Regions from separate parts of the Homo sapiens genome. Here regions 1 and 2 are each linked to region 3. Evidence: chromatin loops called from intact Hi-C (ENCODE). Cell type or tissue: CD4-positive, alpha-beta T cell. All regions are shown on one strand. Each heading gives the region's core, and the rest is flanking DNA. Links, peaks and the distances in the headings are about the cores only.

Region 1 (10,645 bases), core at 4,663-9,662, 56 kb before region 3:
CGTGCACTACCACACCTAATTTTTTGTATTTTTAGTAGAGATGGGGTTTCACCATTTTGGCCAGGCTGGTCTTGAACTCCTGACCTCAGGTGATCTGCCTGCCTTGGCCTCCCAAAAAACTGGGATTACAGGCGTGAGCCACCCTGTTCAGCCAACCTTATAAGTTTGAAAGTAGCCTGGACAACATAGTGAGCTCCCCTGCCGCTGAACCCCCAACTCTGTCTCTACAAAAAAAAGAAAAAAAATTGTTTTAGTTAGCCAGCACCTCTAGTCCCAGCTACTTGGGAGGCTGAGGTGTGAGGATCACCTGAGCCCAGGAGGTTGAGGCTACAGTGAGCAGTGATTGTGCCACTGTACTACAGACTGGGCGACAGAGCAAGACCCTTTCTCAAAAAAAGTTGTTTTTGTTTGTTTGTTTGTTTTTAGACAGAGTCTCGCTCTGTCACCAGGCTAGAGTGCAATGGCATGATCTTGGCTCCCTGCAACCTCCGCCTCCCGGGTTCAAGCGATTCTCCTGCCTAAGCCTCCCAAGTAGCTGGGACTACAGGTGTGTGCCACCAGCCCAGCTAATTTTTGTATTTTTAGTAGAGATGGGGTTTCACCATGTTGGCCAGGATGGTCTCCATCTCTTAACCTCACGATCCGCCTTCCTCGACCTCCCAAAGTGCTGGGATTACAGGTGTAAGCCACCACGCCTGGCCTAAAAAGGTTTTTTTTTAAGTTTATATTTCTCTTTCTTAAAAATATCACTCCAAAACAAAAATTCTAACAGGCCAAATTGATGGTGCATTTTGTCCTTGTCCTAGGCTCACCTATCTGCTAATTGCTAGTTAGAAGCAATGATTTATAGCCTTTTGTACTTAATTTTGACCTACAGAACATTAGGACGTATTGTTTTGGAGAGCCCCTTCTTGGAAAGGATATGTTCACTGTTGGCATGCAGACCCTGCTGGATCTAGTTTGCACAACATTTTCCAGTGAAACAGTCGGTTTTCAGAAGCTGCCAAGCTTCTGAGATAAAACCTGGGATAATGCTCATACCAGAAATATGTAAAGGGCGGATAATCTTCTCAAGAACTGCAAACTGGTAAGCTGGATGGGCTTAACTGGTCACTTAAATGCATTCTACCATTCCATGATATCTCTATTTATAACTTTATATACCACCGTCTTTGGTGGTTATGCACTTATTGCTAACGCCAAGTGGGAAGTCTAAGATAATTATAGGGTAGATTCAGTTCATTTATATTGTCAACATTAGGTGGCTTGTCTGTGGCACTTCTCTTGAACATCTCCACCATTGCTTTACCACCACCCTCACCACACAATGAGTTAGTTTGGGAGGAAGCCCACAATATATTGCAGCTTCTTCCATCCAGAAATAGAGTCAAATTTTTTTGGTGTTTTGAATCTAGGCTTGGCTAAGTAACTTGCTTTGTCCAACAGGACATTAGCAAATGAGATGCAAACAGAGGCTTGAAAAACACTTGTGCATTGAGGCTTAGCCTCTTGTTGCTGGAAGCTCTTCTGCCATCACGTGAACAAGCCCAGGCTACCCTGCTGGATGATGAGTGGCAAGTGACTAAGTCATTCTGTCACCCCAGCTGATATCAAACCAAGTGCCAGACAAAACAAAGAATTACCTGGCTCAAAATGTCAATAGTGCTGAGTTTGAGAAGCCCAGAATGAACGACTAAATGAATGAATGAATCTGACGTGAAATTGACTGTGTTGTCCACTGAGTCATACCTTGCCCTAGCCTTGCTGCTTTATCTATTGGTTGCTTCTGGTTTCCAGCAGATACTGCTAGTTCTACAGTGGGATGACAGCCAGAACCGGATGCCCATGACTCATCTTCACTGGCCACTTCCTTCAGGGGTCCCCAGTGTCCTCCTCCCACACCAGCCTCAGACTGTTGTCCTGAATTGGATGTGCAGACGATATGGTGTATTGGGTATCTTGCAATTGCCCCTTCAGATCCAATCTCGACCTTTCTCCATTCTGTTCTGCATCCTGGAAGGCTGACCTTTGTGAATGACTTCAGTGGGCTACTTCCCTCTGCCTTCCCTTTGGATTCAGCCAAGGAGGGTACCGACGGGAGGTAAATAAGGCTGGAGAATTGATGTTCCTGGATTCCTCCCTGTAGATTGCTGTGTAGGTTGGCTTCATCCTCCTGCTGATGGCCTGAGCTTCTAGCAGAAGGTTGCTTCTAGCGTAAGGTTCCTGGTCTCTTTAACTATAACTACTACTGCCCCTTGTCCCTTCAGACCTAGGGATATAAAGGGCTTCCCCCTCTTGGTAGCCTCCTTTCACTGAACCATTCATTTTGGTTTCCCTTGCCTGACCCTCACCTTTGTAAACAGTCTATGAAATTCTCCTAATTACCCTATTTGCATGTGACATCAGTTTCCTGCTGGGAAAAACACTGCAACTCACAAGACTGCCATCTGCTTTACTTCAAGAAAGACCTGCAATCTGTGAAGACCTGTAATCTGTAAATACCTGCTGCCTTGTCTCATCCATTGTATTTGCTCATCTTAGATACCAAGAGCAACTTGGAGCAAGCTGAGTGCACCACAGTCTTTTGGACGATGGGTAGTCTATGGTGTTAGTCCATTCTGAGGTGGACCATATAGTCCATGTCCCTTCCCTCCCATGCCACCCACTACCATATCTCACCAGTCTGAGCCCCAGGATTAAACAAGCACTCTTCCCAAGTGCTTCATGCTACCTAGGCAGTAAGCCCCAGGATCCATTGCCTGCTGAGTTGTGACATGTTGGACTTGAATGACCCATCCTTTCCTGACCTTCTGCCCAGCTCTGAATTCTGGGCACCTGCCCACTGGCACAAAATCTGCTGCAGCTTTGCCAAATGTGGCTATGTGCCTGGCTCCTGCTCTCTTAGCCTCTCTTTGCAGTATATATTTGATGTAATGTTATTACAGTCACTTTCAAATGTGTGCTCATATAGATTCCAGACATCATCAGATGCTTTCTCTGTCCTTTTGGTAAGATGTTCAGAGCATTCAAAGAAAAACAAAAAGGAGATCTAAATTCAGTATCTTTATGTCAATTTTTTTTTTTTTGAGACAGATTTTCGCTCTTGCTGCCCAGGCTGGAGTGCCAGGTGTGATGGCTCATGCCTGTAATCCCAGCACTTTGGGAGGCCAAGGTGGGGGATCACTTGAGCCCAGGAGTTCCAGAACAGCCTGGGCAACATGGCAAAACCCTGTCTCTACAAAAATTAGCTGGGCATGGTGGTGTGTGCGTATAGTCGCAGCTTCTCTGGGGAGAGGGGTGCTGAGGTGGGAGGTTAGCTTGAGTCCAGGAGGTTGAGGCTGCAGTGAGCTGAGATCTTGCCCTGCACTCCAGCCTGGGAGATAGAGTGAGATATATCCTATTTGGATTACTTATATCTTTTTTCTTTCATATGTGAGAAGATGAAAAACACAATTTTCAATGTTTGCCTTTATTACCAACTTTGTATTCTCTGTAAGTAGGCTACTTAATATATGGTCAGTATACACACAACACAGATGAACCTCACTAGCATGGTGAGTGGAAAAAGATAGGCACAAAATGATACACTGGCGGGGCACGGTGGCTCACGCCCGCACTCCTAGCATTTTGGGAGGCCGAGGTGGTCAGATTGCCTGAGCTCAGAGGTTCGAGACCAGTCTGGGCAATATTGTGAAACCCCATTCCTACTAAAAATACAAAAAATTATCCAGACATAGTGGTGCATGCCTGTAGTCCCAGCTACTTAGGAGGCTGAGGCACAAGAACCCGGGAGGCAGAGTTTGTAGTGACCAGAGATCTTGCCACTGAACTCCAGCCTGGACAACAGAACAAGACTCTGTCTCAAAAAATAAAAATAAAAAAAAAGAATAAGAAAACTAAAATGTTAGGCCAGGTGCGGTGGTTCACGCCTGTAATCTCAGCACTTTGCGGGGCCAAGGTGGGTGGATCACGAGGTCAGGAGATCAAGACCACCCTGGCTAACATGGTGAAACCCCGTCTCTACTAAAAATACAAAAAATTAGCTGGGCGTGGTGGCGGGCACCTGTAATCCCAGCTACTCAGGAGGCTGAGCCAGGAGAATGGCGTGAACCTGGGAGGCGGAGCTTGCAGTGAGTCGAGATCGCGCCACTGCACTCCAGCCTGGGTGACAGAGCGAGACTCCGTCTCAAAAAAAAAAAAAAAAAAAAAAAAAGTCAGAACAGATATGGTTGTAATTCTCTAAATCTAACTTTTCAATCACAATTTGTTAGAATGTGTTTCAAAGTTTCAAATTCTGCCTCGTTTCTTCAAGAGTAGATGGATGTTCCACTCATCTATGAGGACCTTCTAGGTTTGGTGGGAGACGGGAGCCCTGCTTTTGCCCCGATGTGCCCGGTGGATATGGTCTTCTTTCCTCTAGACTGGGCTCTTGGTACTTGCCACTGGGTCTGTCTTCCTGTTTCCTGCCTCATTCCCTGTTCAGGGCAGACCAATTTCCAGAGTCTCTTCAATTCCAGTCTCTCCCACGCTGCTGTATGAGCTGGCGTTTGACAGGAACCAATATATAACAATTTCAACCACAGTACTAGGAATATGGGACAACCTGCAGGACTGAATACCTTCTTAGTCTGCTTAGGCTGCTATAACAACATATAATAATCTGGGTAGCTTATAAACTACAGATATTTATTTTTCAAAGCTCCAGAGGCTGTGAAGTCCAAGATCAAGGTGCTGGCAGATTCAGTGTCTGGTGAGGCCCTGATTCATAGATGGCACCTTATAGCTGTGTCCTCACATGGTGGAACAGATGTGCTAACTCTCTGAGATCTCTTTTATAAGAGATCCAGGCTAGGCGCGGTGGCTCACGCCTGTAATCTCAGCACTTTGGGAGACTGAGGCAGGCAGATTTGCTTGAGCTCAGGAGCTTGAGACCAGCCTGGGCAACATGGCAAAACCCTGTCTCGACAAAAAATACAAAAATTAGCTGGGTGTGGTGTGTGTACCTGTAGACCCAGCTACTCAAGAGGCTGAAGCAGGAGGATTGCTTGAGCCCAGGAGGCGGAAGTTGCAGTGAGCTGAGATCACGCCAGTGTGCTCCAGCCTGCTGGGTGGCAGTGTGAGACCCTGTCTGAAAATAAAAATAAAAATAAAAGATCTAATCCTATTCATGAGGGTTCTACTCTCATGATCTACTCACCTCCCAAATGCTCTACTTCCTAATAGCATCATATTGGTGATTCAATTTCAACACGGAAACTGGGAGAGCAGGGAGCAACACAAACATTCAGACCATAGCAGCTCTTGTAGGAATAACTTTAGATTCAAATGACTGGTGATTTGAAACATTTGTCCCATTCTCCCAAAAAAAAAAGACCCTTAGACAAGGACTTGGGTACAGGTCATTTATTTGGAAGGAGATCCCAGGAAGCCCAGTGAGAGGGAAGGGAGGAGACTCACAAAAGGGTAGATTAATAAATAAGTCCCCACTTAGGACAGCCCTAGCTCAATGGGGCCCCTCTGAGAGAATGGGTAGAAGAAGCCTCAGAAACATCACACCAAAAGACTGGAAAGCTGTGGTATTTACATGCAGTTATAAACTGAATGTCTATGTATCCCCCAACTAAATGTATATATTAGGAACCTAAACCCCAGTGAGGATGTATTAATATTTAGAGATTAGACCTTTTGTAATTACAGTTGGCCCTTGAACAACACTGGTTTGAATTACTTGGGTCCCGTTATATGTGGAATGTTTCCAATAAAAATTAACACCATGTGTGCCTCTCCTGCTTCCCCTTCTACCTCCTTCACCTCCGCAACCCCTGAGACAGCAAGACCAATCCCTCCTCTTCCTCCTCCACCTCCTCAGCCTACTCAACACTCAGACAAGAATGAAGACCTTTATGATGATCTGCTTCCACTTAATGAATAGTAAATATACTTTCTCTTCTTTATGGTTTTCTTTATCTAGCTTACTTTATTGTAAGAATACAGTATATAATACATATAACACACACCAACTGTTTATGTTATCTGTAAGGCCATCTATAAGGCTTCTGGTCAACAAACAATGGTCTATTAGTAGTTAGTTTTATTTTTCCATGTCCTAATTCCTTGAGGTAGTTAAGTTTTTGAGGAATCAAAAGTTATATGTGAGTTTTCAACTGTGTGAGGGGTTGATGTCCCTAGCCCCTGTGTTGTTCAAGGGTCAAGCATAAGGTTATCTGAGATCATAAGGGTGGGGCCCTGATCTGATAGGATTAGTGCCCTTATGAGAAAAGACACTGGACAGCTTGCTCTCTCTTCCCATGTGCATGCACTAAGGCCTTCTCACTAAGACCTCCTCACATGGCCTTTCCTGCAAGCCAGGAAGAAAGCCTTCATCAGAAACCAGATCAGCCAGAATCTTGATCTTGGACTTCTAGAATCAAGAACTGTGAGCAAATAAAATTGTGTTGTTTAAGCCACATAGTGTTTAGTATTTTGTTATGGCAGCCTGAGTAGACTAAGACATGCGTCATCTTTCATTATCACTGGTTGAAGATTTCCCTTGAGGGTGCTGCAGGTGGCTTGAGGTGGGGAGCCTTGTCAGCACATACAGAACCTTCCTCCCTGGCTGCAGGTGAACTGGGAGTGGAGCCAATGGCACATGGAAAGGCCACACTGAGTGTGCTGTCCCATTGTTTCTAATCTTCGACTTACAGATGCTGCCACATTGACTATTCTATCCATGTGCTTGTTTTGCACACGTTGCGCTATAAATTAGGGATAAAGTTGCTCCATCAAACGGTATGGATGCCCAAATTGTTCTCCTAAAGAGATTATGTCCATTTACATTCCACCAACAATATCTGTTTTTCCACGCCCTTTCTGATACAGTTTATCAGTCATTTTGATCTTGCCAGCCTCTTAGGTAGAACAGTGTGTCATTGTGGTTTTCACAGGTAAATGTCTTCTAACTCAGTGTAACAGAGTGTGAGGCAAAGGAGGGGGAAGAAAGCTTCCCTGCTTCTTTGGCAACCTCAGCTCATACATGAATTCTTCACTGAGGACACGGATACACCAGCAACCTCAAAGGTTATAGTGTCTTTGTCCTGGTTAGGGCAGGAAGCAACTCCCCTTCAGTATATTGTCTGACTTCCCTGGTAACCATGGTAACAATGTCAGTGTCAACAAAGTCAGCAGAAGTAGCTTCACAAGCATCAAAGAACTTAGAACAGACTAAAGCCCAGGAAACTACAGTGGGAGTGGGGGCAGGGGTGGTGTAAGGGTACATACTGCATGGTAGTAGCTATGTTTGTGAGCTCACCTAAGTTACTCCTGTTCATTTCCAGAAGAGGTAGATTCAGAGACAGAGAAAAGCCACATGTGCTGTTATAGAGTTCCTGTAATTTTATCTCCGAATTCGTTCTACAGCTATTTTACTAAGCTTCATCATAGACATATATTGCTGTACAAGGGAGAAGGACTCTAATATTCAAGCAGTTGAAAAACATTATTTGCTGTCAACTCCACTATTCCTATAGATGAACTAGAAATGGGATGACTGTGTAGAGCACTCAAGGTCAAAAGGAAGGTTGCAGGGAATTTATGGGAAAATCTGGGAAACACAGATCTAAGGACATGTAGGCAAAGGGCTGTAAATGGATAGGACTGTATAGTGAGAGTTCTGGCCAGGCACAGTGGCTCACACCTGTAATCTCAGTACCTTGGGAGGCTGAGGTGGGAGGATCTCTTGCGGCCAAAGAACTCGAGACCAGCCTGGGCAATATAGTAAGACCCATCTATACAAAAAATAAAAAAGTTAGCTGGGCATGTGGTATGTGCCTGTAGTTCCAGCTACTCAGGAGCTGAGGTGGGAAGATGACTTGAGGCTGGGAAGTTGAGGCTGCAGGGAGCCATAATCACATCACTGCACTCCAACCTCGGGGCAGAGCAAGACCCTGCCTCAAAAAAAAAAAAAAAAAAAAAAAAAAAAAAAAAAAAAGAAAAAGAAAAAGAAAAAAAGAAAGAAAAAGAAATTTCCCGGGTAAAAGTTTAAATGCCTATTCTTTCATTTTTAAAAAACATTTTACTTTTTCTTTTGAGTCTCACTCTGTCACCCAGACTGGAGTGCAGTGGCCTGATCGTGTCTCACTGCAACCTCTGCCTCCTAGGTTCAAATGATTCTTGTGCCTCAGCCTCCCAAGTGGCTGGTATTACAGGTGTGTGCCACCACTCCCGGCTAATTTTGTTGTTGTTGTTGTCATTTCTTGTAGAGATGAGGTTTTGCTATATTGTCCAGGCTGGTGTCAAATTACTGGACTCAAGTGATCCATTCACCTTGGCCTCCCAAAGTGCTGGGATTACAGGCATGAGCCACTGCACCCAGCTGATTGTGTGGTTTAAAAACATAAATTATTTTATCAGACAATAATTCTGAGGGAGACTCCATTCTAGAGGCTGGAAAGTCCAAGATCAAGGTTCTGCTAGGGTTTCTAATGAGGCTGCAAATAGCCACCTTCTCTCTGCATGGCAGAGAGAGAGAAAGTGAGCTTTCTGGTGTCTCTGCTTTAAGTGCATGAATCCTATCAGAACAGGTACCCACCCTTATAACTGAAGTTAATCTTAATTACCTCCTTATATAGGACCTGTCTCCAAACACAGTCATATTGTGGGTTAGGGCTTCAACATATGAATATAGGGGTGCACAATTCAGTCCATAGCAGATGGAATAAACATATTTGATACAACTGAAAGGATAATTCATAAAGTAGAAGATAGGTCAGAAGAAACTATCCAGGATATAGCGCGGAAAGACAAAAAGACATAAAGCACACAAGACTTGAGAGGAGATCTAGAGGATAATGGAAGAAGGTCTAGTATATATTTAACCCGAGTCTTAGAAGAAGAAAAGACAAAGAATGAGGCAGAAGCAACATTTGAAAAAATATATACCTAAGAATTCTTGGAACTAATGAAGGACATCAACCCACAGATTCATGAAGCCTAACAAATCCCAAAGAGTATAAATTTTTTTAAATTAACGCCTAGATATGTTATGAAGACACTTCAGAAACCAAAGAGAACAATTTTAAAGTATTCACAGGAAAAAGAGATTCCTTTCAAAAGACTTATTTACAGGAGCTAGAAGAGAATGGAATTATATCTTCAGTTGGCTGAAAGAAAATAACTGCCAATGTAGAATCCTACTGACGACAAAAGTATCCTTCCAGAACAAAGGCAATTACAAGTACAAGTTGGGGGTAAAAGGCAACATAAAAACATTTTAGACAAACTGAACAAGAAGACTTCAACCACCAGCAAACATGCATTAAAGGAAAATCTAACAGGCATTATTTCGGGAGAATGAAAATGATCCAAAATGAAAATCAGAGGTGCAAGAAGGAATAAAGAGCAAATAATTGCTATATATGTGAGTAATTTTAAATAAGCATTCAGTATACAAAACAAAAATAGGCGGGGTGCAGTGGCTCATGCCTGTAATCCCAGAACTTTCGGATGCCAAGGCAGAAGGATCACTTGAGGTCAGGAGTTCAAGACCAGATTGGCCAACATGGTGAAACTCCGTCTTTACTAAAAATACAAAAATTAGCTGGGCATGGTGGCACGTACCTATAATTCCAGCTATCTGGGAGTCTGAGGCACAAGAATTGCTGGAACCCGGGAGGCAGAGGTTGCAATGAGCCCAGAACGCACTGTTGCACTCCAGCCTGGGCAAGAGAGTGAAACTCCATCTCAAACAAACAAAAACAAAATAATAATGTCACATGGAATCTTAACAGAATTAAAATATAAAGGGAGACAATTGTTTCAATGTCATGATGAAGATTAGAGGTTAGAGGATTTCAGATTTACAACAACAAAGTTATTTTATGCATGCATGTATGTATGTATATATGTATGTATGTATTTTTTGAGATGGAGTCTCACTCTGTCGCCCAGGCTGGAGTGTAGTGGCGTGATCTTAGCTTACTGCAACCTCTGCCTCTCAGGTTCAAGTGATTCTCCTGCCTCAGCCTACCAAGTAGCTGGGATTACAGGTGCGTGCCACCATGCCCAGCTAATTTTTGTATTTTTAGTAGAGACAGGGTTTCACCATGTTGGCCAGGATGGTCTCGATCTCCTGACCTCGTGATCCACCCACCTCGGACTCCCAAAGTGCTGGGATTACAGGTGTGAGCCACTGTGCGCGGCCATGTAATTTTTTATTTTTTTTTTGAGATGGAGTCTTGCTCTGTCGCCCAGGCTGGAGTGCCATGGCACGATCTCGGCTCACTGCAAGCTCCGCCTCCTGGGTTCATGCCATGCAATTTTTTAGAGATGAGGTCTTAGTAGGTATGTTGCCCAGCCTGGTCTTGAACTCCTGGGCTCAAACCATCCTCCTGCCTTGGCCTCCCAAATTGCTGGGATTACAGGTGTAAGCCACCACGCCCGGCATTCTTCTTCTTTTCTAAGAGTAGAAGTGTTTTTGTAGCTGTAAGGGTAGAATACCTAAAAATCAAGGAGAAAATTCAATGTTTGATTACATTAAGCATATTTCTAGAAGTATGGGACATGTCTTTAACTTGTTTCAACTTTTAATATCCATTATGAGTAAATTAGGGGATAAAAGACACGTAAGACTAATAAAAATAAATTCAGA
Region 2 (10,645 bases), core at 870-5,869, 49 kb before region 3:
CAGCGTATGGTGGGAAAGTGGACAAGACCCCTCCGTTTTCAGGACAGGCAGCTATGTCCCAGCTTGTGCACAGCAAATCCTTGTGCCCCCAAAATCTGCACCTAGAGTAGTTTAACTTTTTATTATTTTTATTATTATTATTATTATTATTATTATTATTATTATTATTATTAGAGATGGGGGGTCTCACTATACTGCCCAGGCAGGTCTCGAACTCTTGGCGTAAAGCAATCCTCCCACCTTGGCCTCTCAAAGTGCTAAGATTACAGGTGCAAGCCACCATGCCTGGCCCATGGTGTAGTTCTTTTGTTTTGTTTTGTTTTGTTTTTGTTTTTTGTTTTGTTTTGTTTTTGGAGACAGAGTCTCACTTTGTAGCCCAAGCTGGAGTACAGTGGAGCAATCTCAGTTCACTGCAGCCTCAATCTCCTGGGCTCGGATGATCCTCCCACCTCAGCCTCCCAAGTAGCTGGAAGTATAGGTATTGGCCACCATATCCAGATAATTTTTTTTATTTTTTATTTTTGTAGAGATGGGTTTTCACTATGTAACCCAGTCTGGTCTCAAAGTCCTGGGCTCAAGCAATCTGCACACCTCAGCCTCCCAAAGTGCTAGGATTACAGGTATGAGCCACTGCCATGGTGTAGTTTCAAATGGCTGCACATTTTCAATTTACTGAGCGGAGGCCAGGCAAAATATTATCTGACTTGGAGTAACTGTCATCAAGAAAGGAGTGAGCTACTCTTGCAGCTCAGCCACATGAGGGATGAAGTCTCCAACTCCCAATCCCCCTTGAGCTTCTCTCAACAGCCTTAGGATATCTGGCTTCACAATCTCTTTGTCCCTTCATCTTTTCTCCACTGTTCTCTAAGCACTCTATGGATTGGATGCCATCCACTTGCACACGGCCTTCTAACATCCATGCCACCTCTGTTTTTCTAGGCACACGTGTTAGCACTTAGGCGTAGGAATCCCCGTGAAACTGCAGTCTGAAAAGAGGGGGTAAAGAGATTTGCTCAGCAACATTTCCTGTGCTGTTCCCTTTTCCCACATAAGTACTTCAACATGTTTCTAGTGGGGAAAATATTTAGTCCCAAACTCTTTGGTCAAGGTAAAATCTATTTTTTTTTAGAACAATAGTTCAAAGTCTGGGTGCGGTGGCTCACGCCTGTAATCCCAGCACTTCGGGAGGCTGAGGAGGGCAGATCACCTGAGGTCAGGAGTTCGAGACCAGCCTGGCCAACATGGTGAAACCCTATCTCTACTAAAAATACAAAAATTACCTGGGCACGGTGACTCACGCCTGTAGTCCCAGCTACTCAGGAGGCTGAGGCACGAGAATAGCTTGAATCCAGGAGATGGAGGTTGCAGTGAGCCGAGATCACGCCACTGCACCCCAGTCTGGAAACAGAGTGAGACTCGGTCTCAAAAACAAAACAAAACAAAATCAGTAAATTGATTCAGGTGGGCACAGCGGCTCATGCCTATAATCCCAGCACTTTGGGAGGCTGAGGCAGGAGAATCACTTGAGCCCAGGAGCTGGAGACCAGCCTGGGCAACACAGTGAGACTCCATCTTTACAAAGCATAATAATAATAAATTAGCCAGGTGTGGTGGTGCACGCTTGTAGTCCTAACTACTTGGGAGGCTGAGATGGGATAATCACTTGAGCCCAAGAGTTCAAGGATGCAGTGAGCTATGATCATGCCACTATACTCCAACCTGGGTGGCAGAGAGAGACCCTGTCTTTAAAAATAGATTTAAAAAAATTAATTGATTCAAACATATTTTGAGTAAAATGTGCCCAAATCATGATTTTGCAATAAATGCTATGCAGCCAACCACACGATATTGGTAATATAATATAATATTTGCTATTATATAATACCATATGTAATAGATAACATAAAGTTATTGTGGTAGATTCAGAGCCCATGGATTATAAACCAACAATAAAAGAGCCAGGACTGAGAGATGACAAGATGCCAAGGAGTAAAAAGTCAATAACGTTTCAATTTCCTAAACCTTCACATTTTTTAGGCTTCCTGGGATGGTGCAGCTGTAGAGTTAGATTAACCCACGAATAATGTACCAGCATGGACCATTCTTCCAGCTTTCCAGTAGGGATGCAGCCAACAACTGTAACATCACCTGTGTCACTGATAAGGTAACTGATAGAGATTAGGTAGAACACCTACGGTTTTATCCCGTAAGTAAAGGATTCAAACCAAGTGGCATCCAATACTCAGAGGGATGTGCCAGGTATACCTTCTGTGAATTGATAGCCTTGCAATATTCTAAATGTGACCCTTCTTTTTCTCATATTCTAATGCTAATGCAACTCTTTGTTTTTCAGGGTTTTTTTCTCCAAAGACTAAAGTGTCTGAACACAAAATAAACACATAAACCTCACAAGGTAAAGAATTTTACTGGGTATGGTGGCTCATGCCTGTAATCGCAGCACTTTTGGAGGCTGAGGCAGGAGGATTGCTTGACACCAGGAGTTCAAGACCAGTCTGGTGGCAACATAAAGAGAAACCCATCTCTACAAAAAGAAAACAAAAATAACTGGGTCCAGGAATTCAAGGCTGCAGTGAGCTATGATTAGGTCACTGCACTCCAGCCTGGGTGACAGAGTGAGACTGTCTCTTAAAAAACAAACCAAGGTGGTGGCTCACACCTGTAATCCCAGCACTTTGGGAGGCCAAGGCAGGAAGATCGCTTGAGCCCAGGAGTTCAAGACCAGACTGGCCAACATGGTGAACCCCTGTCTCTCCAAAAAATATAGAAAAACAAACAAAACAAACAAACCAAAAAAAACCAACTTAGCCATGTGTGGTTCCACATACCTATGGTCCCAGGGAGGCTGAGGTGGGAGGAGTACTTAAGCCTGGAAGGTTGAGGCTGCAGTGAACCATGTTCACACCACTGCACTCCAGCCTTGGTGGAAAGAGTTAGACTCTGTCTCAAAAAAAAAAAAAAAAAAAGCTTCACAGAACTCTTACGGGTAGAAAGACTAGCCAAATCAGCCTTGCCTCTCCTGTGAGTTTTTGTCCTAGTGAAATCAGAAATCAGATTTAAAATTATGACAATATCGGTCAGGTGCGGTGGCTCACGCCTGTTATCCCAGCACTTTGGGAGGTGGAGGCTGGTGGATCACCTGAGGTCAGGAGTTCGAGACCAGCCTGGCCAACATGGAGAAACACCATCTCAACTAAAAATACAAAAAATTAGCCGGGCGTGGTGGAGGGCACTTGTAATCCCAACAACTTGGGAGGCTGAGGCAGGAGAATCGCTTGAACCTGGGAGGTGGAGGTTGCAGTGAGCCAAGATCATGCCATTGCACTCTAGCCTGGGCAACAAGAGCAAAACTCCGTCTCAAAAAAAAAATAATAAAATAAAATAAAATTATGACAATATCAACCCTAGAGTGTAAAAAAGAGTAACAAACAAACAAAATGGGAGCAGAGACAGACCACCTATTTCTTTTCCTTCTTCTTCGGTAGTGCAGGCAGTTTGTGGGCTAAAAGCCATATTCTAGGAAAGCTACTTCTAGTAGAGCCACATTCCAGGAAAGTTGCCTGGGTCCTGGGTCTGTGTCCTGATGTGTACTACCGTAAGCACATTACGTATTGATAAAGGACATGCATGCGCATACTTTTTAAGCCAGTTTTCTGTTACTATGTCCTGCCGCAGAATTTGAACGCAGAAAAATAGTGGAAATCCAGCCACTCCCATCTGACCCATGAGTCTGTGTGTGCTGCCCAAGGATGCCCAGGGCGCTCCCACACTCGGCCGCAGCCTGAGAGTTACAGCACCCCCATCCCCACCAGATCAGGGTCTACACTCTTCCTTCAAATCAGGAACTTGAAAATAGGCACCTTTTAGCTTTATTACACACTGGGTCCACAGTCTCCCTTAGGTACAATGAGCCGCAAAGCCAGCTAAAAGAAGTGACTGGGTTTGACAGCAGGTGAAAAAGAAAAGGGAAATTTTTTTTAAAAAAAGACAAGTGACTGGGAGCGGTTACAGAACATGAGCTCTGCGGCAGACCTGGGTTCAAAACCTTCCTCTATCACTTAGTAGCCATGGGACACTGACAACTTACTTGATTGCTTCGATATGCTAATTTGAATTCCCCTAGAAGCAGACTCTGAGGCAAGGATTCACATGTAAGTAGTTTATTTACCAGATGATCCAGAAAACATTACTAGGGGAGTAGAGAAAATGGGATCAGAAAGGGAAGGCAGACCACAGAGGAGAGGGCATATTACCAAGCAAGTCAACACCGCGGACCACGGGAGCACTCTATAATTTTGTGTTTTTGTTCGTTTGCTTGTTTGTTTAATAGAGATGGGAGCCTCACCATGTTGCCCAGGCTGGTCTCGAACTCCTGGGCTTAAGCGATCCTCCCGCCTCAGCCTTCCAAAGTGCTGGGGTTACAGGCATGAGCCACTGCTCCCAGCCTCCACTGGGGAACTCTAGAAGACTGTGTATAACACACACCTAGGAGTTTTCTCAGCAAAGGGCAGGGGAGTTGGGTCGTTATCAGCCATCGATTAACAGCTGCTTGGGGCAGAGAGGAGGACTAATTCCTTGACACTTCTCATCTGCCTCCCAGGGGCAAGTTAAGCTCTGGCAGCCACAGAAGGCCCTCAGGCAAATAGTTATAACTGTGGGCAGTTGAAAATCTGGCCAGGGAGCCCAGAAATAATAAGGGCAAGGATAACAGTGCGGTCTGCATCTGCTACACCCAGTGCATTTTCTGTCATTTCTAAACCCCCTCATAGGGCTAGCACTAGTCAATGGAAGCTGCTATCATTTCAGCCAAAATAGAGCAGAAATTTTCTTTTCTTTTTTTTTTTTTTTTTTTTTGAGACAGGGTCTGTGTCACCCAGGCTGGAGTGTAGTGGCACAATCTCAGTTCACTGCAGCCTCGACCTTCTGGGCTCAAGCAATTCTCCCACTCCAGCCTCCAGAGTAGCTGGGACACAGGTGCACTCCACTATGTCCAGCTAATTTTTATATTTTTCTGTGAGATGAGATCACACCATGTTGCCCAGGCTAGTCTTGAACCCCTGGACTCAAGCAATCTGCCCGCCTCAGCCTCCCAAAGTGTTGGGATTACAGGCGTGAGCCACTGTGCCCAGCCTAGAGCAGTGAAATTGAAAGAAGATGTGGTAAACTGAGTAATGTCCTGTTTCCCAAACAAGACCACACCCTAATCCTCAGAATCTGTGGGCATTACCTTACCAGGACAAAAGTGACTGCCGATGTGATCAAATTAAAGATTTGAGATGGGAAGATTATTCTGAATTATCCAGGTGGGTACAATGTCATCACATGGGTCCTTATAGGAGCCAAGCAGGAGGATCAGAGTCAGAAAAGGAGACGTGATGATGGAAACAGAGGTCAGAGTGATGTGGGGCTATGAACCAAGGAACACAGGTGGCCTCTAGAAGCTGCAAAAGGCAAGGAAACAGATTTTCCACTAGAGCCTCCAGTAGGAATGCAGCCCTGCTGACCCATTTGAAATATCTGACTCCAGAGCTATAAGATAAATTTGTAGTTTTTTGTTGTTTGTGTGTGTGTGTGTGTGTGTGTGTGTGTGTGTGTGAGATGGAGTCTCACTCTGTTGCCCAGGCTGGAGTACAGTGGCACGATCTCGGCTCACTGCAACCTCCGCCTCCTGGTTCAAGCAATCCTCCTGCCTCAGCCTCCCAAGAAGGTGGAACTACAGGCAGGCATCACTATGCCCAGCTAATTTTTGTATTTTTAGTAGAGACAAGGTTTCACCATGTTGGCCAGGATGGTCTTGATCTCCTGACCTTGTGATCTGCCTGCCTCAGCCTCCCAAAGTGCTGGGATTACAGGCATGAGCCACTGCACCTGGCCAAATTTGTGTTGTTTTAAGTCACTAAGCTTGTGGTAATTTGTCACAGCAGCAATAGGAAACTAATACAGAAAACTGGTCAGGAATAAGAATTGCTACCGCATAGTAATATTTCCTGTGAGCCAGCACTAAGCACTTTAAGAATTTTAGGTCAGGCACAGTCTCACATCTGTAATCCCAGCACTTTGGGAGGTTGAGGTGGGAAGAGCACTTGAGCCGAGGGGTTTGGGACCAGCCTGGGGAACATAGTGAGACCCCATTGCATTAAAAAAATACAAAAATTAGCAGGGCATGGTGGTGTGCACCTGTAATCCCAGCTACTTGGGAGGCTGAGGTGGGAGGATCCCTCGATAACAGGAGTTTGAATCTGAAATGAGTCATGATTGCACCACTATACTCCAGCCTGAGCAACAAAGCAGGACCCTCTCTTAAAAAAAAAAATTAAAAGACAAAAGCATCTTAATTGTTTTAATCCTTACACTGACTATAGGTATATTTGCTACGTGGCCTTGAACTCATCTTGCCATTTTGAATGTCCATTTATACTTCCTCTGTGCTATAGCTAAATGATAAAAAGCTTTTAATTAATTTTATTATTGCAGTTTCACTAAGCAAACAAGCAGTTCTCCTGTGGAAGAACATCTGATACCAAAAGCTTCCCTTCCTGCCAATAAAAGAGTGAAGGCTGACACAGCTGCACTTGAAGCAGGTTGAATAAAAACCGGACTCAGCCCCTTTAAGTCCGGCTGATGACAAACGGGTGCTTTTTATCTTTTGCTGTTGCTCTGGCTCAGTACAGCCATTTAATTATTCATAGGAAGGCTCTTTGGTATTTTCACTGTAGAAGTCACATCTGAGACTTAAATCTTACTTCCACCAACTCCAGTGATGAAGTTTCCAGACTAATGAAAACGTCAGTGCTGTGACATTCCCGGAACCCATTCTTTTAGCTCTGCAAGGAAAGCTAGACTTGGGCTTTCCATTGTTGGAGCATAAAGTTCCTCACTCACCAAAGCTGCCAGCAGGAAAATCCACCAGACACTTTAAGCTAGTGATTACACTGATGTAAATATAAACTTACCACGAATATAACAATGAAAGTTTTTTTATCCTTGGAAAAATCTTGGAGTGTGGAGAAAGCATCTCAATTACCTTGCAGGTCAGTGTGCAATTATATTAGGCTTTCTCCCTCTTTCTCTCCCTCTTTGTTTCCCATTTCTTTCTAAATAGCACTAGATACAAGGGGGAAAGGCAACTGGGCTATTACTTCATTTAAGAAAGAAAGGATGGTTACTTTTTTTTTTAATTGTTGTTAGGATTCTGTTTTTTTTTTTTTTTTTTTTTTTTGGTAGAGACAGGAGTCTCGTTGTGTTACCCCGGCTGATCTCAAACTCCTGACCTCAAGTGATCCTCCCACCTGGGCCTCCCAAAGTACTGGGATTACAGGTGTGTGCCACTGCACCCAGCCTTTTTTAAAAAAATAATTTTAATCACGGCTATAATCCTAGCACTTTGGGACGATGAGGCAGGTGGATCACCTGAGGTCGGGAGTTCGAGACCAGCCTGACCAACATGGAGAAACCCCATCTCTACTAAAAATACAAAATTAGCCAGGCATGATGGCACATGCCTGTAATCCCAGCTACTCAGGAGGCTGAGGCAGGAGAATCACTTAAACCTGGGAGGCGGAGGTTGTGGTGAGCCAAAATCACACCATTCCACTCCAGCCTGGGCAACCAGAGCAAAACTCCATCTCAAAAAAAATAAATAAATAAAATAAAATAGAGACAGGGTCTTGCAATGTTGCCCAGGCTGGTCTCAAACTCCTACCTCGGTCTCCCAAAGTGATGGGATTACAGGTGTGAGCCCCTGCCCTCAGCCAATGGTGACTGATTAACCAGAAAGGCATTCACTCAAGACTTTCAGATAGAGATCATCAACACTGTAAAGAGGGAATGAAAAGTTTGATTTTTTTTTTTTTAATTGATCATTCTTGGGTGTTTCTCGCAGAGGGGGATTTGGCAGGGTCACAGGACAATAGTGGAGGGAAGGTCAGCAGATAAACAAGTGAACAAAGGTCTCTGGTTTTCCTAGGCAGAGGACCCTGCGGCCTTCCGCAGTGTTTGTGTCCCTGGGTATTTGAGATTAGGGAGTGGTTATGACTCTTAACGAGCATGCTGCCTTCAAGCATCTGTTTAACAAAGCACATCTTGCACCACCCTTAATCCATTTAACCCTGAGTGGACACAGCACATGTTTCAGAGAGCACGGGGTTGGGGGTAAGGTCACAGATCAACAGGATCCCAAGGCAGAAGAATTTTTCTTAGTACAGAACAAAATGAAAAGTCTCCCATGTCTACTTCTTTCTACACAGACACAGCAACCATCCGATTTCTCAATCTTTTCCCCACCTTTCCCCCTTTTCTATTCCACAAAACCGCCATTGTCATCATGGCCCGTTCTCAATGAGCTGTTGGGTACACCTCCCAGACGGGGTGGCGGCCGGGCAGAGGGGCTCCTCACTTCCCAGTAGGGGCGGCCGGGCAGAGGCGCCCCTCACCTCCCGTACGGGGCGGCTGGCCGGGCCTGGGGCTGACCCCCCACCTCCCTCCCGGACGGGGCGGCTGCCGGGCGGAGGGGCTCCTCACTTCTCAGACGGGGCGGCCAGGCAGAGACGGTCCTCACCTCCCAGACGGGGTCGCGGCCGGGCAGAGGTGCTCCTCACATCCCAGATGGGGCGGCGGGGCAGAGGCGCTCCCCACATCTCAGACAATGGGCGGCTGGGCAGAGACGCTCCTCACTTCCTAGATGGGATGGCGGCCGGGAAGAGGCGCTCCTCACTTCCCAGACTGGGCAGCCAGGCAGAGGGGCTCCTCACATCCCAGATGATGGGCGGCCAGGCAGAGACGCTCCTCACTTCCCAGACGGGGTGGCGGCCGGGCAGAGGCTGCAATCTCGGCACTTTGGGAGGCCAAGGCAGGCGGCTGGGAGGTGCAGGTTGTAGCGAGCCGAGATCACGCCACTGCACTCCAGCCTGGGCACCATTGAGCACTGAGTGAACGAGACTCCGTCTGCAATCCCGGCACCTCGGGAGGCCGAGGCTGGCGGATCACTCGCGGTTAGGAGCTGGAGACCAGCCCGGCCAACACAGCGAAACCCCGTCCCCACCAAAAAAATACGAAAACCAGTCAGGCGTAGCGGCGCGCGCCTGCAATCGCAGGCACTCGGCAGGCTGAGGCGGGAGAATCAGGCAGGGAGGTTGCAGTGAGCCGAGATGGCAGCAGTACAGTCCAGCCTCGGCTGGGCATCAGAGGGAGACCGTGGAAAGAGAGGGAGAGGGAGACCGGAGGGAGAGGGAGGGGGAGGGGGAGGGGGGGGAGAACTTAAAGTTATCTTAAATATTATAATCGAAAAGTTTGATTTTTATCCTCCTTGGGTCTTGTAGAAGATTCAGGCTCTTGATGTTTCTGAACTGTTGCATCAGCTACCTGTTCATTTATGTCTTCCTTTTTAGGCTGTAAATTCCTCAGGGCAAGTCCTCAGCCTTATTTATCTTTGTTTTTCCAAATTCCAGAAAATTCTGAATGCACGGAAGATATTTGTGCTTATTGAACGGCATGACAGGGTGACTGTATACATTAATACATGAGTAAATAAAGTTCATAGGTTTTCACTGTTGAATGATTCCAGGTATAACTGCATGTTCAGCACAGAGCCTGCTAGTGATCACTTGTTGAATACAAATAAAGGTAGCCGGGTGCATCGAGACCAGCCTGGCCAACATGGTGAAACCCCATCTCTACTAAAATACAAAAAATTAGCCGGGCGTGGTGATGCACACTTGTAGTCCCAGGTGCTGGGAGGCTGAGGCACGAGAATCGCTTGAACCTGGGAGGCAGAGATTGCAGTGAGCCGAGATTGTGCCACTGCACTCCAGCCTGGGCAACAGAGTGAGATTCTGCCAAAAAAAAAAAAAAGGAATATAAATAAAGGTAAAGCTGTAAACTGGCAACAGCCTACCTGAGCCTTCTTTAGGACTCTCACATAGCCAGCCCTGTTTTTGGTGACTTCGTCCCTCACATGCTTAGTCATTATCATGCAATTTGACAAGTGTTCTTGTGCTCCTACAGAGATGCTGAAGAATCATAATGATACACCTTTGTGCAGCTCCCAACCTGCACAAAATAGCTGCACTCTAACAACCAAACGGCATTGCATTTGTGTCCACTTCATGGCATTCCTGCCTTCACAGTAAAATCACATTCAGTACAGGTAAAATACTCTCTAAAATACTCTTTTTTTTTTTCTCAAGATGGAGTCTTGCTTTGTCACCCAGGCTGGAGTGCAGTGGCATGATCTTGGCTCACTGCAACCTCCGCCTACCGGGTTCAAGCAATTCTCCTGCCTCAGCCTCCTGAGTAGCTGGGATTACAGGCACACACCACCACACCTGGCTAATTTTTGTATTTTTAGTAGATACAGGGTTTCACCATGTTGGCCAGGCTGGTCTCGAACACCTGACATCGTGATCCGCCTGCCTTGGCCTCCCGAAGTACTGAGATTACAGATGTGAGCCACCGTGCCCAGCCTAAAATACTCTTACAGGCGGAGCACAGTGGCTCACGCCTGTAATCCCAGCACTTTGAGAGGCCGAGGCAGGAGGATCATTTGAGTCCAGGAGTTCGAGACCAGCCTGAGCAGCATAGTGAGACCTGGTCTCTACAAAAAATACAAAATTAGCCAGGCATGGTTGTG
Region 3 (10,645 bases), core at 3,528-8,527:
CATTGACAATGAGAGGGTTCTTATATCCCCTCAGATCTTACCAGAAAGGCTGATGCTTCTTACTCTGCTTTGTTTTTGGTTTTTCGGGGTTTGTTTTTGAGACAGGATCTTGCTCTGTCACCCAGGCTAGAGTAATCATGATTAGACAGCATAATCATAGCTCACTGCGGCCTCAACTTCCTGGACTCAAGTAATCCTCCCACCTCAGCCTCCCAAAATCCTGGGATTACAGGTGTGAGCCACTATACCCAGCCTGCTTTATTTTTTTATTTTTTATTCTTGAGATGAATTTTGTTCTTTTTGCCCAGGCTGGAGTGCAGCGGCATGATCTCGGCTTACTGCAACCTCTGCCTCCCGGGTTCAAGCAATTCTCCTCCTCCTTCATTTTTATTATATTTTTTATTTAAAAAATTATTAACTTACAAAAGAGAGAGAGAGAGAGAGAGAGAGAGAGAGACGAGGTCTCATTATGTTGCCCAGGCTGGTCTCAAACTCCTGGCCTCAAGCGATCCTCCTGCCCTGGCCTCCCAAAGTACTGGGATTATAGGTGTGAGCCACCGTGCCCAGCCTAGGCTGCTTTCTTAAAAGCCTCACTTAGTAGATCTTAGAGACTTTGCAAAGAAACATACTTCAGTAGTCTGTCATGTTGGAAATTGAAAGTCAACTTAAGCATCATGTCCAAAATTGCAAAAACCATCATTTGCCAAGCAATTTGTTTTTGTTTTTGTTTTTTTGAGACAGAGCTTCAGTCTTGTTGCTCAGGCTGGAGCGCAGTGGCACAATCGCGGCTCACTACAACCTCCACCTCCCAGGTGCAAGTGATTCTCGTGCCTCAGCCTCTGGAGTAGCTGGGATTACAGGATGCCAAGCAATTTGTTTTGAACAGTTGCCTTGCCTATGAAAGGCAGCCAGTAGAAGGTAACATTGTATTGTGGCAATGTAAACACAGACTATCTTCTTATAAACACATGCCCTAAAGACCATGAGCCGCTCATTCAACCTTGGGAGTCAGCAATTGCATGTGGATGTAATGACTGGAAGTTTTCAGATAGGAAAAAAACACAAGGTGTGTCTTTTCAGGGTGAACTAGGGAGATTAATGGTTACATTAATATCCAACTATTAGACATATTTACTGCTGCAGGAGAACCATCTCCTTACACCATAGCTTGGCCTCATGATAGTGGAGAAAATCACCTGCATATATAAATATGAAATGTGACTGACTATAATGGGGCTATAATGTTGAAGATTTTTAATGATCAGTCAAGGTCAATGGATTACAAGCTTTTGAAGTGTCTAAAGTTTGTCCCAGCCGACGATTATCTGGATAGAGAGGGACTTAGAGGAGTGTCTTAGTCTGCTTTGGCTGTCATAGTAAAATATCACAGACTGGGTGGCTGAAGCAACAGAAATGTATTTTCTCACAGTTCTGGAGGCTGAAAACCTAAGATCAGGATAACAGCAAGGTCAGGGTGTGGTGAGGGCTCTCTTCCTGGCTGGCAGATGGCTGCCTTCTAGCTGTGTGCCCACATGGCCTTTCCTCAGTGCACGCATGTGGAGAGACAGCAATCTCTCTCTTTTCCTCTTTCTATAAGGCTACCAGTCCTACGCCTCCACCCTTTTGGCCTCACTTAACCTTAGCATGAAACAATAGCAACCTACAGTAAGAGAGGGTGGAATCTGCAGCTCAGAGCAAGGAGGGCTGGAATATTCAAAGGAGGCTTGATTATGTATTTATTTATTTACTTACTTTAGAGGCAGAATCTCATTCTGTCACCCAGACTGGAGTCCAGTGGCATGATCATAGCTCACTGTAGCCTCAAACTCCTGGGCTCAAGCCATTCTCCCACCTTAGCCTCCTGAGTGGCTGGGACCACACGCACACGTGACCATGCCAGGCTAATTTTTTTTTTTTTTTTTTTTAGACAGAGTCTCACTCTGTCCCCCAGGCTGGAGTGCAGTGGCGTGACTTCAGCTCACTGCAACCTCTGCCTCCTAGGTTCAAGCAATTCTCCTGCCTCAGCCTCCCGAGTATCTGGGATTACATGTGCCTGCCACCACGCCCAGCTAATTTTTGTATTTTTAGTAGAGACGGGGTTTCACCATGTTGGCCAGGCTGGTCTCGAACTCCTGACCTTGTGATCCACACTCAGCCTCCCAAAGTGCTGGGATTACAGGCATGAGCCACTGTACACGGCCATTTTTTTTTATTTGTATGGATTTAGGAGGCACAAGTGCAGATTTCTTATATGCACATACTGCGTTGTGGTAAACCTGAGCTTTTAGTGTACCCATCACCCAAATAGTGAACATTGTACCCACTAGATTTTTTTTTTTTTACATTACAGGTGTGAGCCTCCACGCCTGGCCAGTAATTTTTTTTTTTTTTTAAGAGACAGGGCTGGGCACGGTTGCTCACTCCTGTAATCCCAGCACTTTGGGAGGCCGAGGCAGGCAGATCCCGAGGTCAGGAGATCGAGACCATCCTGACTAACACAGTAAAACCCCATCTCTACTAAAAAAATTAGCCAGGCGTGGTGGCAGGCGCCTGTAGTCCCAGCTACTTGAGAGGCTGAGGCAGGAGAATGGCTTGAACCCAGGAGGCGGAGCTTGCAGTGAGCTGAGATCATGCCACTGCACTCCAGCCTGGGTGACAGAGCGAGACTCCATCTCAAAAAAAAAAAAAAAAAAAGAGAGACAGAGTCTCGCTCTGTCTCCCAGGCTGAAGTGCAGTGGTGCAATCATAGCTCACTGCAACCTGGAACTCCTGGGCTCAAGTAATTCTCCTGCCTTAGCCTCTCAAGTCGCTAGGAATACAGGCATGTGCCACCACACCCAGCTAATTTTTACTTTTATTTTTGTAGAGATGAGGTCTCATTGTGTTGCCCAGGCTGGTCTGAAAACTCCTGGGCTCAAGTAATCCTCCCACCCTGGCCTCTCAAAGTGCTGGAATTACAGGTGTGAGCCACTGCACTCAGCCTACAATAAGTAATTTTTCAAACCTCATTCCCCTCCCACTCTCCCGCCTTTCAGAGTCTCCAATGTCTACTATTTCATTCTGAATGTCCATGTGTACTCATTGTTTAGTTCCCACTTATAAGTAAGAACAGGCAGTATTTGACTTTCTGTTTCTGAGTTATCTCCCTTAGGATAGTAGCCTTCCATTCCATCCATTTTGCTGCAGATAATATGATTTTATTCTTTTTTATGGCTGAGTCGTATTTCATGGTGTGTGTGTGCGTGTATGTATACACTACATTTTCTTTATTCAATCATCCATTGATAGACACTTAGGTTGATTCTGCATCTTTGCTATTGTGAATAAATAGTGCTGCAATAAACATGAGTGCAAATATCTTTAGTATATAATGATGTCTTTCCCTTTGGGTATGTATGCAGTAGGGGGATTGCCGGGTCGAATGGTAGTTCTTTGAGAAATCTTCAAAGAAGACTTTTTTTTTTTTTTTTGAGATGGAGTCTTGCTCTGTTGCCCAGGCTAGAGTGCAGTGGCACAATCTCGGCTCACTGCAACCTCTGCCTCTGGACTTAAGCAATTCTCATGTGTCAGCTTCCTGAGTTGCTGGATTACAGGCACGCACCACCACGCCGGGCTAATTTTTGTATTTTAGAGATGGGGTTTCACCATATTGGCCAGGCTGGTCTTGAACTCCTGGCCTCAAGTGATCCACCCATCTCCACCTCCCAAAGTGCTAGGATTATAGGCGTGAGCCGCCACTCCCTGCCCAAGGAAGACTTCCTAAAGTTAGGACTATCTTGGGACAATAAAGCTTAATTGTAATTTTCCTAAAGCATGAATACAGTCAAGTAAATGCCTTGTTCATTGGCTTCCCATTGCTCTTCAGAGAAATGCCCAGACTTTTTACCACTGTCTCCTGACCGTCCATTCCAGTGCTCTGCCTCATCTATTGCCAGGCTCTAATGCAATCCTACTGAGCTTCTTCCAGTCCCAAGGAGCTTGCTTTCACCTTCAGGCATGTGCCTACATTGTTTTCTCTGCCTGGAACACTTATCCAACCAATACCTCACACTTCATCCCTCCACCCTCAGTTTGGGCCTGCTAGCTGATCTTATCCTTGAGGTCTCAATTGAAAGAATGCTTCCTCCAGGAACACATAACCTTATAACCTTCCACCAGGGCTGGTTATGTGTACTTTCTTTTTTTTTTTTTTCTTTTTTTTTTCAGACAGAGTCTCACTCTGCCACCCATGCTGGAGTGCAGTGGCACCATCTCAGCTCACTGCAAGCTCCGCCTCCCAGGTTCAAGCGATTCTCCTGCCTCAGCCTCCCAAGTAGCTGGGATAACAGGCATGCGCCACCATGCCGGGCTAATTTTATATTTTTAGTAGAGACGGGGTTTCTCCATGTTGGTCAGGCTGGTCTTAAACTCCCAACCTCAGGTGATCCGCCTGCCTCGGCCTCCCAAAGTGCTGGGATTACAGGTGTGAGCCACCGCACCTGGCCACGTGTAATTTTTATGCTCACTATCCACCATGGTAGTGAGAATAGTATCATAACCTCCCACACACCCATCCCCTGGCTTCATTTGGTGATAGAAATCATCAAATATTCCATCAGTGAGCTGAGATGGTGCCACTGCACTCCAGCGTGGGGTCCACACTCATATCTACAAGTGACTCTCTAACCACAAACTCACTACGGCTGACATTCTTTCCCTCGAAGCGAACTCACCCAAATGCACTGACAGACAGCCCAGATGTACCACTGATATGGTCTGACCTCATTGTAGGGCTCTTCAAGAGCTGGAGAACTGACAGTGTGCTGTTCTTAAAGGGAAAGAAGGGCAAGGATCTATGGCACCTCCAGGGGGAAGCTCTGGGCCCCACCCCAGCGCAGGCTTTGAGGGCATCTCAGGAAGTTTATAACAGGCTGCAAGAAATGTTTGTGCACGTGCAGTCTATGTCCCTGTGAGGCACACTGTACCAAAAGCTGGATCTAAGTTTAGGTCGTTTCTGAGATCTTCCCCCCTTTCAAGATCCTCTAAAAATAGCTTCTCTCTTACTTAGGAAATCTGTCTTGCTATGGAACATAAATATGCTGATTTGAGTCCAACAGAAAGAAGCGTTACTGCCTGAGAGAAAAACCAGGGCTCTTAGTGAGGGACATGGGTGGGTAAGGAACTATCTGAAATTATTTTCCTTGTCCTTTAGAATGTATGCAGTGGCCCCCACCTCCCCCACCCCCAACCCTGGCAAGGTTCTACACTAAAAATGCAGTGGAGGGGGGCTTCACCGCTGAAATTTGGTGAATCTAGGAGGGAGATACGGGCAGCGTTCCAAGGCCTGCTTTGCAACACAGAATGTCAGTGAGAGAAATGCTGAAAAACAAAGAGGAAGGGTTGATATTTCCATGTTGGCAGTTGATCACATTCAGTCTTGTTCAGTGAAGCCGCTTCAGGGCTGTTGCCATGGGAACCAGACATGATTCAGTAGTTTGTTGAATGCAGCTTCCATGGGCTGAAGTTCTGAAGCTGTATCAGGGTTTCCCCCTCTTGTCAGGTGTTTTGAAGCTGCCAGAGTATTTTCTTCCAATACATGTTTTTTTTTTTTAATTTTTAATTTTTTTTTCTTTAACAATACAGATGGAGTTTCTCTATGTAGCCTAGGCTGGTCTTGAACTCCCGGGTCCAAACAATCCTCCCGCCCCAGCCTCCTAATTTTTAATGTTTATTTTGTGTAGAGACAGGATCTCACTACAGTGCCCAGGCCGGCCCAAAACTCCTCTGCTCAAGTGATGCTCCCACTTTATATGCCCAAAGTGTTGAGATTACAGGCATGAGTCCCTGTGCTTGACCCCAATACACGTGTTTTTATTTGTATTTTGTAATGTTGTCCTGTTTTAAAATATTTAATTTTACATTTTTGAGACAGGGTCTTGCTTTGTCTCCCAGGCTGGAGTGCAGTAGCATGAACATAGCTCACTGCAGCCTCCACCTCCTGGGCTTAAGTGATCCTCCCACCTCAGCCTCCCAAGTAACTGGGACCACAGGTGTGCGCCACCACCCCTGGATAATTTTTTTAATAATTTTTTTTTGAGACAGAATCTTGCTTTGTTGCCCAGGCTGGAGTGCAGTGGCACATCTCTGCTCACTGCAACCTCCACCTCCCAGGTTCAAATGATTCTTGTGCCTCAGCCTCCCGAGTAGCTGGGACTACAGGTGTGCACCTGTAATTTTTTTGTATCTTTAGTAGAGATGGGATTTCACCACATTGGCTGGGCTGGTCTCGAACTCCTGGCCTCAAGTGATCCACCTGCCTTGGCTTCCCAAAGGGCTAGGATTATAGTTGTGAGCTTAAATAATATTTGCAGAGACAAGATCTCACTATGTTGCCTAGGCTGGTCTCAAACTCCTGAGCTCAAGCAGACCTCCTGCCTCAGCCTCCCAAAGTGCTGGGTTTACAGGTGTGACCCACCATGCCAGGCCACAAGTGTTTTTAATTTCACTATCTATGAACACACAAAACAGCTGAAATAAAATGGCTAAATGCATGAGCCTAATATTTGTAGGATTTTAATTATTTTGTCAGGAATGAACTAATTTGGCACATTTCCCAGAAGGAGCCTGTGCTTGTAAATTGCATGTGGTTGCATGCTGAATTCTGCATCCCAATGTAAAAGACGGAGATCACCAAGGTCAGCCCTGATTTGCAGCCTTTGCTCTTTCCTGTCCGTGCTGGTTCAGGAAAACATTCATCATCGCGGTGACTTCCTTGTAACCTTTCCAAGTTCTTCACGTTCCTCATTTGTTCAGACTGGACAGTTCTCTGGTGAGAGTCTGGCCAGACATCTTGTCTCTTTAACCACCCAATGAGGTGTATCACCACCGGTTTCCTCCTTGCCTTCAGCCCTCTTAGTTGCTCACAAGACACACGTGGATAGGCAGCTGATACTTAAAAACTCTGATCTGGGATTCTTTCCAGAAATGCCTACAGCGGTCAGTGTGTAGAAATCAGCATACATTGAACAGGAAGCGATGAGGTGGGGGCTGTAGCAGTGGCCTCTGAAAGGACTGAGTTGAGATCCAGGATTGGCCTCTCAGTGACTTGTTTCCTTTTCCATGACTGCTTCCAGATTCCTGGGATGTGCTGCCCAGATTCCTCCTCGGGCTGGAAGGATTTCTTCTCTCAGCTGCTGGAAGTGTTGTAAGCTGATGGCTGATTGCCTCTCCAGGAACTACCCTCTTCTAAAAAAGGGGCCACCCACCCCACTCCAGGCTTTGCTTCCTTCCTGGGCATCCCACAGACCATACCTGGTTTGTGGAGGGGATGGGAGAAAGGCCTGGCCCCCTCACTCCCGCCCACCTTGCTCCAATGCAGGCACGTCTGAAGGGTCACCTGGCTGGCTGCAGCCCTTACTCTGCCTCGCAGCCCAGCTTCTCCCTGTGCCCTCTCTTGCTATCTGGCCTTCCCTTCCACAGGTGCAGGTCTTAAGGACACCCCCTAATAAACCTGCACATGAATGCTCTTCTCAGAATCAGCTCCTGGGATACAAATCTGCAACAACTCTGAACTTCCCAAAGGAAGTTCCTCCCCTATTTATGGAGTGCAATTTTGGAGTGATTTATTCCATACTCAGCCTCAGGTTTAAGGCATTAGGAAAAGCCAGCCTCTCCTCCTTCCCTGGGCCACAGTTATTTCTGAATCAGGGCAGTGAGACAATGAGAAGCCGGCTGAAGCCTTTCAAAAAAGTAGCTTTCCGGTAGGGCGCGGTGGCTCACGCCTGTAATCCCAGCACTTTGGGAGGTCAAGGTGGGCGGATCACGAGCTCAGGAGATCGAGACCATCCTGGCTAACACGGTGAAACCCCGTCTCTACTAAAAATACAAAAAAATTAGCCGGGAGTAGTGGCGGGCGCCTGTAGTCCCAGCTACTCAGGAGGCTGAGGCAGGAGAATGGCGTGAACCCGGGAGGCGGAGCTTGCGGTGAGCCGAGATCGCGCCACTGCACTCCAGCCTGGGGGACAGAGCGAGACTGTTTCAAAAAACAAACAAACAAAAAAGTAGCTTTCCTAATTTTCCAAAAGATCCACCAGAAGAGAAGTTTCTACATCATTGGATGTGAATGAGGAACGTGCATGGAGCCTTTGATGAGGAAAGACGCTTGCTGAGATCACAGCTGACCTGGGAAGGAGAAGGCGAGAAATAATCACAAGATTTGACCTACTGGCTCACACTACACCTGCCCAGCCACATCGGAAGACAGCCTTCCCCTGGATTTCCCAATTTGTGAGCCAATATGTTTACTCTTAGGCTAGTTGACTTCAAGTTCCCCATCTGTAAAATGGCATTAATGATACTGCAGCCTACCTTATGGGGATGTTTTAGAGAATAAACCATCAATGCATTCAGCACATAGAAAGTGCTCCACAAATGTTACTGATTTTTTTTTTTTTAAGACAGGGTCTTGCTCTGTTGTCCAGAATGAAGTGCAGAGTGTTGTCCGGGCTGGAGTGCAGTGGCGAGATCATAGCTCACTGCAGCCTCAACCTCCCAGGCTCAAGTGATCCTCCTGCCTCAGCCTCCTGAATGAGTAGCTAGGACTATAGGTGTGTGCCACTAAGCCTGGCTAATTTTTTGTAGAAATGAGGTTTCACTATTTTGCCCAGGCTGGTCTTGAACTCCTGGGCTCAAGCAAACCTCTGGCCTCAGCCTCCCAAAGTGTTGGGATTACAGGCATGAGCCACTGCACCTGGCCTGTTCCTGATTCTTATGGTTTTCAAAACCCATGGCTGATTTACATGATGAAAGAGAGTGTGTTTTCTTTAAGCATGGGTTCCTTGAAGGTACAAAGGTCTTTCTTTGACAATTGATACTTTCCTTCAGCCTGTACTTTGAAGTTTGATCCAGAGCTGAGGTTTTCAAACAATTTTAAAGCAATGACCTTTTATTATTTATTACTATTATTATTATTTTGAGACGGGTCTTGCTCTGTCACCCAGGCTGGAGTGCGGTGATGCAATTATGTCTCACTGCAGCCTCAGACTCCTAGCCTCAAGTAATTCTCCCACCTCGCCTCCTGAGTAGCTGGGACTCCTGGCACGTGCCCCCATGCCCATGCCTGGCTAATTTTTAAAATTCTTGTAGAGACAGCATCTTGCTATGTTGCCCAGTCTGATCTCAAACTCCTAGCCTCAAGCAATCCTCCTGCCTCGGCCTCCCGAAGTGAGCAGTGCCATTTTAAAAAATTGAAATCCTGGCCAGGCGCAGTGGCTCATGCCTGTAATCCCAGCACTTTGGGAGGCTGAGGTGGGTGGATCACAAGGTCAAGAGATCAAGACCATCCTGGCAGCATGCTGAAACCCCGTCTCTACTAAAAATACAAAAATTAGCCAGGCATGGTGGTGTGCACCTGTAGTCCCAGCTACTCAGGAGGCTGAGGCAGGAGAATCACGTGAACCCAGAAGGCAGAGGTTGCCGTGAGCCAAGATCGCACCACTGCACTCCAGCCGGGCAATAGAGTGAGATTCTGTCTCAAAAAAAAAAAAAAATTTGAAATCCTGTGTAGAAACTGTAGCTATGATATACATAATAATAATTTTTAAAAACGTATAAAGCACTTACCAGGTACCATGCTTAGCATTTTACTTACAGATTCTGTGTGTACACTTGCGTTATATATGAGTCACTGAAACCTCCCAACAACCCCATGAGGTAAGCACTATTATTATCTCTATTGTAGTTCTTAGGGAGCCTCTCCCTCTGCACTCACAAGAGTTCAGAGGATCTCATGTGGAATTTGATGACTATGACTCTCTATTTACTCTGAATAATGGATACCTTGAATCAGCTTTGGGTCACAAGACTTTTGTTAAAAAGCAGGAAATAGAATATATGTAGGACAAATAGCCCGAAGTAATAACTACACACACACACACACACACACACACAATATTCATTTTGGAGCTTTAGCTGGGTCTTTGTGTAGCTGACAGCAGTTGTTGAGAGGCACAGCAGCTCAGTCACAGACCTCTTTCATATTCCAAACAGGCTTGAGAAGACACAACTGGAAAGGGGAAAGGGGAAGGCAAATTAAGAAAAGGAATTAATATTGCCTTATACAGAAATGTGAAGGCCAGGCACAGTGGCTCACGCCTGTAATCCCAGCACTTTGGGAGGCTGAGGCGGGCAGATCACGAGGTCAGGAGATTGAGACCATCCTGGCTAACACGGTGAAACCCCATCTCTACTAAAAAATACAAAAAAAATTAGCCAGGCGTGGTGGCGGGCACCTGTAGTCCCAGCTACTTGGGAGGCTGAGGCAGGAGAATGGCGTGAACCCAGGAGGCAGAGCTTGCAGTGAGCCAGGATCACGCCACTGCACTCCAGCCTCGTGACAGAGCGAGACACCGTCTCAAAAAAAAAAAGAAATGTGAAATTGTATATTCATAGGGGAACAGAAACTGTGCAAATTATAGGGGGTGTTTGGAAAACATTTTACTTCCTCCATTTGCACTTAGACCGCACTGAGAATTTATGTTTGTCTTTAGGAGACTATGTGTGTGTGTTTGTGTGTATATGATCCTTCGGTTCCCTGGTGGGCAACTAAGAAATTAAGAGTCGTGCCTGAGCACAGTGGCTCACACCTGTAATCCCAGCACTTTGGGAG

The links. Hi-C counts contacts between places; a loop is a spot of excess contacts. Peaks named below come from ENCODE experiments on the same cell type or tissue, not always from the same donor. Only the 100,000 strongest peaks of a DNase experiment are listed, where the experiment ranks them.
Region 1: a loop joins it to region 3, with 2.8 times the contacts of the local background. A loop is called at or near these places in 10 of 110 quality-filtered maps.
Region 2: it touches region 3 in a loop (2.0-fold over the local background); 12 of 110 quality-filtered maps call a loop at or near these places.

Annotation. Positions count from the first base shown.
Region 1 is chr20:5,711,251-5,721,895 of GRCh38, reverse strand. No RefSeq gene overlaps it. Among named protein-coding and RNA genes, the nearest start is that of SHLD1, 34 kb to the left of the region's middle. RefSeq lists a silencer at 7,019-7,313. In CD4-positive, alpha-beta T cell, for the core only: no CTCF peak of the experiment used is centred there; DNase peaks (open chromatin) are centred at 7,125 and 7,715; H3K27ac peaks cover 2,977 bases.
Region 2 is chr20:5,699,948-5,710,592 of GRCh38, reverse strand. It overlaps LOC105372514 (a long non-coding RNA gene), which reads left to right and starts at 2,042. Exons shown (of 3, transcript XR_937224.1): 1 at 2,042-2,164; 2 at 2,354-2,413; 3 at 6,493-6,961. RefSeq lists a silencer at 7,956-8,250. In CD4-positive, alpha-beta T cell, for the core only: no CTCF peak of the experiment used is centred there; no DNase peak of the experiment used is centred there.
Region 3 is chr20:5,653,883-5,664,527 of GRCh38, reverse strand. LOC124904864 (a long non-coding RNA gene) reads left to right here and starts at 6,960. Exons shown (of 2, transcript XR_007067511.1): 1 at 6,960-7,183; 2 at 8,064-8,398. RefSeq lists enhancers at 6,983-7,483, 7,484-7,984. In CD4-positive, alpha-beta T cell, for the core only: no CTCF peak of the experiment used is centred there; DNase peaks (open chromatin) are centred at 3,557, 5,467 and 6,827.